Regions from separate parts of the Homo sapiens genome. Here region 1 is linked to region 2. A link is a contact called in ENCODE POLR2A ChIA-PET data. All regions are on one chromosome and are shown on one strand. The core of a region is the stretch at or near the end of the contact, and the rest is flanking DNA. Distances in the headings are between cores, read along the strand shown.

Region 1 (5,557 bases), core at 2,775-5,274, 120 kb after region 2:
TCAAGCACGCCCTGAAACTTTTTACTGTGTAGCCTCTTTCTCAGAGCAACTGTAGATTACTGCTTTCTTTTCTACTGACTCCCTCAAGTCCTTACCAAAGAAATGATTATTTTCACTAAGACCAGGGCACAAGAATCACAGAATTGTGGGAGACACTATTCACATATAAAACAATGTAGTCACATCAAATTCACTTGTGTTTACTAGGTTCTGATATCTGTAAGTCAAGCTAGAAGTAGAACTGTGGTGCAAACAGCAACACCGACCACAAAAATGCTCTTATGGGTACCACCACACCAAATATAAACAAGACTTCAGGTGTATACACAAGGAGTATGCCCTGTTGCAAAAGACCATACATAAGGGCCTTTTGTGTTGTAATGAGGTGCAAAGTTATGCAAATGCCATGGGAAAAGATAAAGGTGTAGATTTTCTTTTTGTGGGTTATATAACAGTGATATGAAAATTAGTTTATTATCTTTATCAGCAAATAATGCTGACTCACTGTGCAAGAAATGAAAGGTCAAACTCTAATATATAGATTAAATCCAAAGAAAAGTGCACTTTCCTCAGATGCAAGACATGGTCTTTGTCAAAAGATGCTGTATGAAGTCATATGCCCATTAGTGATTTTTATTTAATATATTAAAATATCATCATTAATATATTAAATTAATATTTAATATATTAAATTTATTTAATATATTAAATTATAAAGTAACATTCAGAACCCTATGAGATGCACCTAGTGGTGCCATCTATCAGAGATGTCACAGTTCAGGTGTGCTCTTTATTAACAGAATCATTCTTTTACATATACACACACATTAATAAATAATATATATTCTAGACAAGTAGGTTTATCTTACCCCAGGGTATTAGGGTATAAGGACTTAAGACTAGGAACTGCCTTAGAGATCATCTAGTTTCACTGTTTCATTTTTCAAGTTAGAGGAGTAATAAAGAAATATTCATTAGGTATTACAAACTACCTATAAAATACTGGATACCAATTATTTAGGCCAAGTGGGAGCCTGTTAATGATTTGCCAATGAATCCAGTCCCCCTGCAGTGATAATTTACCGTAATTATTGAGCAGTTTTCCAAAATGCCTTGTTTCTCATTTAGCGTTTTACATTTTCTATAGTGGTTTCATAATTTTCAGAAATGTGAGACAAATAGTTGGCAATTTAGTGGTGGTGGGGGCAGTGATAAAATTGTCTACAGGTATCCAAATAGACACAACACTTTAGGGCCCCACATTTCAGTGGTCCACTTTGAACTGTAGATTATTGTTTTCTTTTTTTTTTTTCTTTTTCACTTCACTGGAAAGATATTTTGTCCATTTTATTCTGCTTCGTATCCTGAGTTAATCTGAAAGAAGATTCTGATCTACATTTTTGGCTCTTTAACGAGTAGATTTCTTGATATAGTCTCAAGTGTTAGTTCTTTGATCTTCTACCGAAGCCTGCTACTCACAGAGGGAGTTATTGTGTATGCTGGGCTTTGGGGGAAAGTGTGCTTTGAATAACCCTACCTCTGTTCTATGTTACTGCTCAGATCTTTATCTCACGTCCCTTAGTATTTTGTAAACCCTTTTCAGCTGTTGCCAGCATTACTCGCTGATAGCTTAACTACATTAAGGGAGATGTGTTTATGAACAATGGAGAGTGTCTTTCATTCATCTTTGGGCTTTTCATGATAAACAACTGATTTTCTTAATAGTTAACCTAACATGTTTTGAAAAGACTTATAAAAAGACTATGCTGAAGGATTAAGGAAATGCTGACTCTCTCAAACAAAATCCAGAACCGCGAAAGATTTATCACTGGAAGCAGAGTTCCCCACGGGGACGTCCATTTTGAACGAAGCGACTCCAAACTTGTTCTCTCGAGTTTCCACTTTCCCATGGGTGCTGGTGGTAGGCGAGAAAGTTCTTTCTACATTTTATGTTATTTTTTTCCTAACTTTAGGCATTCCTTTCAGTACAACTAAGCCAGGCTAGATTTTCAGAGACTTTTATATACAAGGAACAAAAAGGAAATAAATGCGGAAAATACATGATGGACTTTCTTTTAGTGAAAGTTGTGTAGATCTCCTTCAGGGCCAGGAATTAGCCTTATTTCTCTAAATCTCTGACACTTAGGACAAATTTTGACACACAACAACTGTTTTATATATTGAATTAATGAATACTCCAGTGACTAAAATATGTGAGTAATTTGGATAACAGAGTACACATGGCTAGTGTGCAAGTAGGTTCTTTAAGTTTCTAAACCGCTGCCCCAAAAGACTGGACTAATTTTTAACCCCCTTGCTTTGCTTTCTTGTTTCCTAGATCTGGCCTCTGGAGAAATGGAGATCACCATCTTAAAACCCTCGCCCTTCAGTTGCCTCCTGGACAAGCAGGCAAAGCCATAGTGAGGAGAGGCGGATCCTATTCTGCTGCTCAAGGAGGCTCCAGGCTGTTGAACAGACAGATGACACCCAGAACGTCTCCATCTCCACCAACCCATGCCCTATGGTGCAGGCAGAATAGTCTTTCAAAATACCGAAAGGATCACTCCATTCCTTTGCTTAAAACTCTTCAAAAATTTACTCTTACTTGTAGGCTAAAGCATAAAATTCTTGACAAGGCTTACAACTATTTTTTAAATGGCATAAATATATATATATATATATATATTTTTTAATATGGCTTAAACAGTATTTTTCAACTGACAAATCAGAAAATCAGTCAAATTAATTGTCAAACTAAAATGTAATATCAATTCAGTAAGTTGAGACCAGCATTTACAAAAATAAAATGCAGTGGAATATGTTAGTGTGTACTGCATGTAGAAGGAGTCAGTATTATTCATGAACTTTAAAAAAAATGACGCTTATGTGACCATATGTAATATAAGTATATCCTATATAAAATATGACATACAAATATCATATCACATTGTACATTACCTCAATATTTGCTGGAAATGATGAAAGTTCCTGAATGTACTATTTCTGAGAAATATCTGTGTCATGGGGATAGGGAACCTAAGCAGATTTTTGAAAGTGAGGCAGCATGACTCATTCAAAGGAACACAGTTCTAAGGAGGAATCTAGGCTTCGTTATCAGCAGGACATCTGCCCAGATATCTTTTCAAATCTGGCCATCATAGCCAAAGTTGGACAATGATCCGTTGGGTCCACAAATCTTACAGTGAGAGCACTCAATGCAGAGAATTCTTATCGGGATTAAAGTTTCTTAGGAGTAGTCCCAAGTTCGGAATCTCAAACTCTCTTCAATTCTTTACCCCCACCTGCTTCATGATGATGGCATAGAGGACATACCTTTGTAAATCATCTTCCTAGGCTCCTCTGTGGTATTTGAAAAATCTACAGTTTGCTCTATGTTTTAGGAGACTGTGAAACATAAACTATTTTTCGTAAGCCTATTGTAAATCAAGCCAGTCTGTTAAAAAAATGCTTTGAAAGAAAAAAATAAATCTAATTTAGATGTCTTCTGTGGTTACAAAATGGCTTAACAGACAACTTTTGATGAATACATCACAGGAGTTACCAGAAATCAGATAATGTGCCTGGAAATGTTAGTCAATTATTAAGAATTATCCTCAAAACTGTTCCAAAAGAGTTTATTTGATTTTATGTACCTACTAAGGAATACAACGCTATGTATAAAGTTTGCCTGCATTCATGAAATTTAAGCTAAATACTGGCAATGGGAAGCAAAAAGCGGAATAACTAACTAAAATATCCCCCGTAGAGACCAATCATTGAGATAAGTATAAAAATAGGTGCCAAAATACAAAGATCATCCTTTTAAATGATTTTTCACAATCTATTAACAGCTCCAATTTGGAAAATTCTCACAAAAAAATTAAAATACTGGATCAAGTGGAAAGGATCCTGATTCCAGTCAAGAGTCAGTGTCTCAGTTCCAGCCATCTGAAAGTCAACAATGTAGGCCTGGACAAAGAGAAGTGCCAGGCTCTGAAGACCTCTGTGTTCCTAACTGGAACACAGTGCTTTAGAGCAGATGGGCCTGCCTTTCAAGCTCTGTGCTACATGATTCCATGTGCACATTCTCTCAGGCTGCTCATTAAGGTACTTATTTGCCATGGAAGATAATAATCTGATTCAAATTATGTATCTAGACAGAACAAATTCAACAATAACATGAAGTTTTCCTACCTTAAAATTAAACTATTTTGCATGTAAATATTTAAGGAACAGCTGACTTAAGTTTTCTCTATTAAATATAATATAAATAGAAAAAATATCCTCATCCCCACATCAGGCTGCAGATAAAGTTGTTAATCATCAACTTGCACTGTTAAAAGCAATTGCGGTTGAACAGCTTTCAGCTTTCCCTGCAGCAATCTGTTTCAAGTCAAGATTCAGATAGCCTCTTGATTTTTACATGTTGGACATGTGGGCAGTAAATCTATAGATAAATATTTTTGCAGTTAGGCATCACACTGATGACACTGCATTTTGAGAGAAGTGGAGAGGAGAACTGACTACATAAATGTAGTTACATCATAACAAGAAATAATTGTTTAATGGTGAAAACTTTTGCCTATATATCATTTAAAAAGGCCATATCCAAAGTGCTAAGTCATTCTATTACAACCGGGGTTAAATTAGTTTGATGGTAAAGTTCATAGATAAGAGAAAAGTTACTCTTTAAACCATCCCCTCACCCGCCTGAATGCTTGGTGATAGGATGTCATCGTTAATGATTTGAGTTCCCTAAAGAAAGCTCTGTAGCCTTTGGAGAAAGCTAACGATGTGTAATAGAAATTTACTAGAAGGATTCATGGTTTTTCTACACTTATACTAGACTGTATAGTACAAGAGGAAATTATTTTAGATAATACTTCATCTGATATTTATTGAGCATCTGAAACATTCCTGGCATTGTGCTTTACATATAAGGGAAAGAAAATGTTGAATAGATTCCTAAATATTCTGCCAATCTTGGCCCTTCTAATGTTTTCTCCACAGAGGCAGACCATTCCTTGTGAAACACAAATCTAGTCGTCATGTCACTGCTAATGCACAAGCCTGTTCAGTGGCTCCCTGTTGTACTCTAGCTGATAAAATTCAAACTCCTTAGTGTGCCATGTTAAATTTCCTTCATGTTGTAGTCCTAGCTTACCACCTCTAACAGCCTCACCTCTCTACTTCCTTGCCCATAAATTGAGCTTCCTCATGTTACTTTACCACCCTGAATAGAACTCCCTCTTTGGCTTATGGGAATTAGAATATGATATTTTCTCTATCTCTATCTTTTCCTCTCTCTCTCTCTTTTTTTCTTCTTGGCCATCTTTCCTCTCTCTCTCTCTTCATTTGGTTAATTACTATTTCAGGTCTCAACCATGATACCTTATTCTAGGAAACCCTTCCCTGGCCCCTTAGGAGTGGGGTCAGTGTCCTTCCTTCATGTGATCTAATAGATGCTTGATCCAAAGCATCTAACGACTTCCAGTCATGGAACTTATCAGACTATGGTGTCTATGAATCTGTCATATGCACTCAGCTATTACAGGAC
Region 2 (5,476 bases), core at 357-2,856:
TCCAATGCTCAGTTCTAGCTAATTATTGCAGACGCAGGGCTCCCAGATCTTCTGGTGTCTAAAGAGAAGCTGGAAACCTTGATTTTTATGTCACATACTATAATATTTAAATGTTAGTAATTAGCACAAATTAATACGCGCGCGCGCACATACACACACACACACACACACACACACACACCATCTGTTGGCAGGATGCTGTCCCAGGGCCATCAGTGTACACTGTGATATTTCTAATATTAGAAACCCTATAAATAAGCAGCCCTTATTTGCACATTCTGGAACAATTTTTCAAAGCTTTCCTAGTCTTCTTCTTCTTTAAATAATGCAGGGTTTTTTTGCGGGCTCACTAAGACATGCTTTTCCTGCACAAAGAACCTGAGACATGAGCTTGGCTCAGATATGCTACCACAAGGTGGAGCTCAAACGTTTTTCTTTTTTGTCGAGTTTTACATGAAGTTAATGCTGATTAATGCAATAACTGAAACTATGATTCTATGACAGCTTAGTTTATCTCCTGCTGAGATTGCTTATGTGCTTTGGTTTTGTTCAGAATTATTAGCTGTAAAAACAAACAGCAAACAAACACCGCACACCCTGAAAACATAACAGCCTACCCGTCTAATTTTTATTTTATTTTTATTGTATAGATTTAGGTTAATTTACATTTTACCATGACATATGCTGAAGGCAGAGTTAAAGGAGTAAGAAAAATATAGAGTTTGGAACTCTTGGGATCCTATAGGCTTACAATTCAAATTTTAAATTTAAAATAGAAAATAAACCGAAAAGAAAACATAATTCTCTAAGACAAGAAACATGTTTCCGTTTAGGTAAAAGGAAAACCGATGATTTGTCCCTATGGGCTGAGGTACTTAAAGAATCTCTCTCTGCCTTAGGGCCTAGTCCTTCCTTAGGTTTCCAGCTTTATTTCCTGCCATTCACTTGGAATTTCCCTGAACCTCACTTTCCAAGTACATGAGTCCATACAACATGCCCTGTTCTGAGATGTGGCTTTGCCTTGTTTGTTTGTTGTTTCATTTCCCAGCTGCTTCTGTTGTCTGGAAGGTGCTTTGTTGGCTGCATCCAGACTATTGGAGTTTTTCCTTTTTGTTTCTGTTTTAAAATAACAACTCTTGTTTCAAGGCTCAGCTGAAATCTAAAGCCCTTCAAGAAGTCTTTCCAGTTCTTCTAAGTCAGCTTCAATAATCTACTCTTCCATGATCATGATAGTACTGACTTAGGCTTTCTGGGCTACAGGACTGCTCTGAATACCTGACATGCCCATTCTCTGAGTTCCCACGAAGAGCATTCTTGTTTTACAGCTAAGACCCCTGAAGAGCAGAGAGACTGATGCAGCTGAGCCTCTGCAGCTGGCACTGGAGTGAGACTCATCTCAGTCCTGAGTCTGTGCTCTTATCTGCTAAGCTATGGCATCTCCCTGAATTGTTACACCACATGCTTCATGGTCTTATCTTGCCATTTTTAACTTTTTATTATTATTATTATCATCACAGTGGCTTATTTATCTATTTACTCCATTAGAGTTTGAGCTGTTCAAGGCCAGAGGGTAAGTCTTGTCACTGTGACTCAGCAGTGCCGGCTCTGGGGCTGTCCAGGCAGGAGGGGAGGGGTTATGGTTCAATGACTCTGAAGGCCAACGTCCAAGTTGACCTAGCTTTGCCATGTGTTAGCCATGGGGCCTGGAAAAAATGCATGTCCCTGATACTTAGTGTCCTCCCCTGTAAAATATGGAAGGTAATTGCACTTCTTCCACAAAAAACAAGGTTTTGTGAAAAGTGGTTGAGTTAAAATCTCTGAAGAGCTTGAGATGCAGAGTCTGGCTCATAGAACTCCCTATGTGCTAGGAATTATTATAGCAGACATTTGGCACTTTGAATCGACAGTCCTGGCATTCAAACTGATCTATCACAGTTTTCAAGGCAGGTTTTAAAGCTTTAAACACGTTGTCCAGCTAACTTGTTGATGTTTTACTCCCAATTATTTTTAGAATAAAAAAAGTTTAAGGATTAGTTGGTGACCAGAAGTGATAAGGCAGGCCTTGACTTAGATGTGTGATCTACACTTGTAAACCTGGTAAATACTCTGCTGAGTAATACACACAAAACACACTGATTTTGAATAACTGGATCCCAATTTTATACACAGTAAGATGAGCAGGCAACTTTACAATGAGAAAATAAGACTATTAACTTCAATTTGTTTTTCTTATATTTAAATTCTAGGAGGTATTCTTATGCTTCTGAGTCTCCTATTGACTTCTGCTGAGATTATTCTCACGATATTGCTGAAGAAATTTGAAATTTCCCATTAAAGCAGATGCTTCACTCTCCAATTCATTGAAGCTAAAAAAAGACACAATCTTTTAAAATTTTACAGAGGTTGTATGGATTTCAAGGTTATGATAAAGAATCTAAAATTCAATCACAATATTTTCTTTATGGAAAATTTGATTGGATTTGCATAATTTTGACTTACAGGAAACTGGCCAGTCCCAAGTAAAAGGATTCTCTGTTCCTCTGTGAATTGCATTATCCAGTAATTAGTTTAACACATTGTATTAGTCCTTCTTGCATTGCTATAAAGAAATACCTGACACTGGGTAATTTATAAAGAAAAGAGGTTTAATTGGTTCATGGATCTGCAGGCTGTACAAGAGGCATGGTTCTGGCATCTGCTCCATTTCCGGGGAGGCCTCAGGAAACATACAATAACAGTGAAAGGTGAAGGGGAAGCTGGCACATATTACATGGCCAGGGCAGATGCCAGAGAGAGAGAGGGAGGTGCTACACACTTTTAAACAATCAGTTCTCATGAAAACTCTACCATGAGAACAGCACCAAAGGCAGAAATCTGTCCCCATGATCCAACCACCTTCCACCAGACCCACCTCCAACATTGGGGATTACAATTCGACAAGAAATTTGGGCAGGGACTCAGATCAACCCATATCACACATGTTTTCTGAGTGCCTGCTACATACCACTCACTGTTCTAGTGACTGGCATGCTTTCCTCTTTGAAAATAACATGGCTATAATACTTATATTTTCTTGGTGACCAATCAAAGTCAAGTGAAAAGCTGAATCTTTGAAATAGGTAAATTCAAGCAGTTGAAAATTTAACTGCCTTAATAGTTTACAAGGAAACTAAGGAGGATTAACCAAAGTGGGCCCGAGTGTGGGTCTTCCCACGTTCTCTTCTTGTCCTTTCTCTAATTGAAGGTCTCATCCTCACTGCTGCTCCCTTCGACTACCCCAGGCACTGCCGCCTGGCCAGGATAGGAAGGTGCCACACAAGAGTGACCCTTCCATCTCTTCCTTTGGGCTCCATCTGCCTCCTGGTTTTCACTGTCGCTGGGTTTAGATTATTATAGGGTTTCCAAATTCCCAGCAGATAGTAATCTTTGAAATTTCAGAACAAATAATCAGAATTCCTGAAATGGTATTATTCTCTATTTTTAAGAATACATATTTACATATTTTTAATTAGTAACAAGTGACCATAATATTAAACTATGAATCATTTTTCTACTATAAGATTTTACAGAAAGTTGATTTAAAATTATTATTATAAATCAATATATTGGGACAAAATGATATGTTTTAAAATGATATGTTAAAATGATCTTTAACTGACATTGACATTTTATAGTAGAAAACATTGAAAGAAGGGGTGTTAAAACAAAACAATTGCTGAATAAAAATAATTTTAAAATGTAAACTTTATATTATGTATATTTAATGTTTAGAAGTTAACTTTTTTATTTTTAAAAATTTTAATAGTTTTGGGGGTACAGGTGGTTTTTGGTTACATGGATGAGTTCTTTAGTGGTGAATTCTGAGATTTTAGTGCACCTGTCACTAAAGCAGTGTACACTGTACCCACTCAATATGTAATCTTTTATCCCTCACCCCACTCCCAGCTCCCCACCCTGCAGTCATCAAAGTCCATTATATCACTTTGTATGTGTTTGTGTCCTCACAGCTTAGCTCCCACTGATAAGTGAGAACATGCGGCATTTGGTTTTTTATTCCTGGGTTACCTCATTTAGAATAATGGCCTCCAGCTCCATCCAAGTTGCTGCAAAAGAAATTATTTCGTTCTTTTTTATGGCCTAGTAGTATTCCATGTTGTATATATACACATTTTCTTTATCCACTCATTGGTTGATGGGCATTTAGGCCGGTTCCATATCTTTGCAACTGTGAATTGTGCTGCTATAAACATGCGTGTACATGTGTCTTTTTCATGTAATGACTTCTTTTCCTTTGGGTAGATACCCAGTAGTGGGATTGCTGGATCAAATGGTAGATCTACTTTCAGTTCTTTAAGGAATCACCATACTGTTTTTCATAGAGGTTGTACTAATTTACATTCACACCAGCAGTGTGTAAGTGTTCCCTTTTCATCACATCCACACCAACATCTATGGTTTTAACTTTTGAATTATAGCCATTCTTGCAGGAGTTACGTGGTATCTCATCGTGGTTTTAATTTGTATTTCACTGATGTTGAACATTTCTCATTCATTTGTTGGCTGTTTGTATATCTTCTTTTGAAAAATGGCTGTTCATGTCTTTTGCCCACTTTTTGATGGAATTGTCATTTTCTTGCTGATTTGTTTGAGTTTCTTGTAGATTCTGGATACTAGTCCTTTGTCAGATGCATACTTTGTGAATATTTTCTTCCACTCTGTGGGTTTTCTCTTTAATGTGCTGATTATTTCTTTTGCTCTGCAGAAGCTTTTCAGTTTAATTAGCTCTAATTTATTCAATTTATTTATTTTTGTCTTTGTTGCATTTGCTTTTGGGGTCTTTGTCATGAATTTGCCTAAGCCAATGTCCAGAAGAGTTTTTCCAATGTTATCTTTTCAAGGCTGGGCGTTGTGGCGCATGCCTATAATCCCAGCACTTGAGGTCAGGAGTACAAAACTAGCCTGGCCAACATGGTCAAACCCCATCTCTACTAAAAGTACAAAAATTAGCTGGGCGTGGTGGCAGACGCCTGTAATCCCAGCTAATCAGGAGGCTGAGGCAGGAGAATCGCTTGAACGCAGGAGGTAGAGGTTGCAGTGATCCTTGTTCGCTCCATTGCACTCCAGCTTGGGGCGACAGCGCAAACTCCCTTTCCAAAAAAAAGAAAAAGAAAAAGAAAAAAAAAAACAGAAGAAGAAAAAAGGGAAAAAACAATGTTATCTTTTAGAATTTCTTATAGTTTCAGCTCTTAGATTTACGTCTTTGATCCATCTTGAGTTGATTTTTGTATAAGGTGAGAGATGAGGATCTAGTTTCATTCTTCTACATGTGGCTTGCCAGCTTTTCCAGCACCATTTGTTGAATAGGGTATCCTTTCCCCAATTTATGTTCTTGTATGCTTTGTCAAAGATTAGCTGGCTGTAAGTATTTGGCTTTATTTCTGAATTTTCTACTGAATTTTAAAACACAAAGCACTAG

The links. ChIA-PET counts read pairs that join two places held with the same protein, here RNA polymerase II (POLR2A).
Region 1: POLR2A ChIA-PET joins it to region 2 with 11 read pairs in HepG2. The contact joins two enhancer-like sites. POLR2A ChIA-PET finds 5 or more read pairs at or near these places in 2 of 52 experiments (HepG2 and OCI-LY7).

What each region holds. Positions count from the first base shown.
Region 1 is chr9:72,979,232-72,984,788 of GRCh38, forward strand. No RefSeq gene overlaps it. Among named protein-coding and RNA genes, the nearest start is that of ALDH1A1, 29 kb to the left of the region's middle. Within about 2 kb of position 4,025, at least 2 of the 41 ENCODE cell types and tissues checked have a DNase peak (open chromatin) inside an H3K27ac peak, as active enhancers do.
Region 2 is chr9:72,856,830-72,862,305 of GRCh38, forward strand. LOC124902181 (a long non-coding RNA gene) reads right to left here. Exons shown (of 2, transcript XR_007061578.1): 2 at 623-5,476. Among named protein-coding and RNA genes, the nearest start is that of LINC01474, 15 kb to the right of the region's middle. RefSeq lists enhancers at 1,207-2,406, 5,459-5,476. Within about 2 kb of position 1,607, at least 8 of the 41 ENCODE cell types and tissues checked have a DNase peak (open chromatin) inside an H3K27ac peak, as active enhancers do.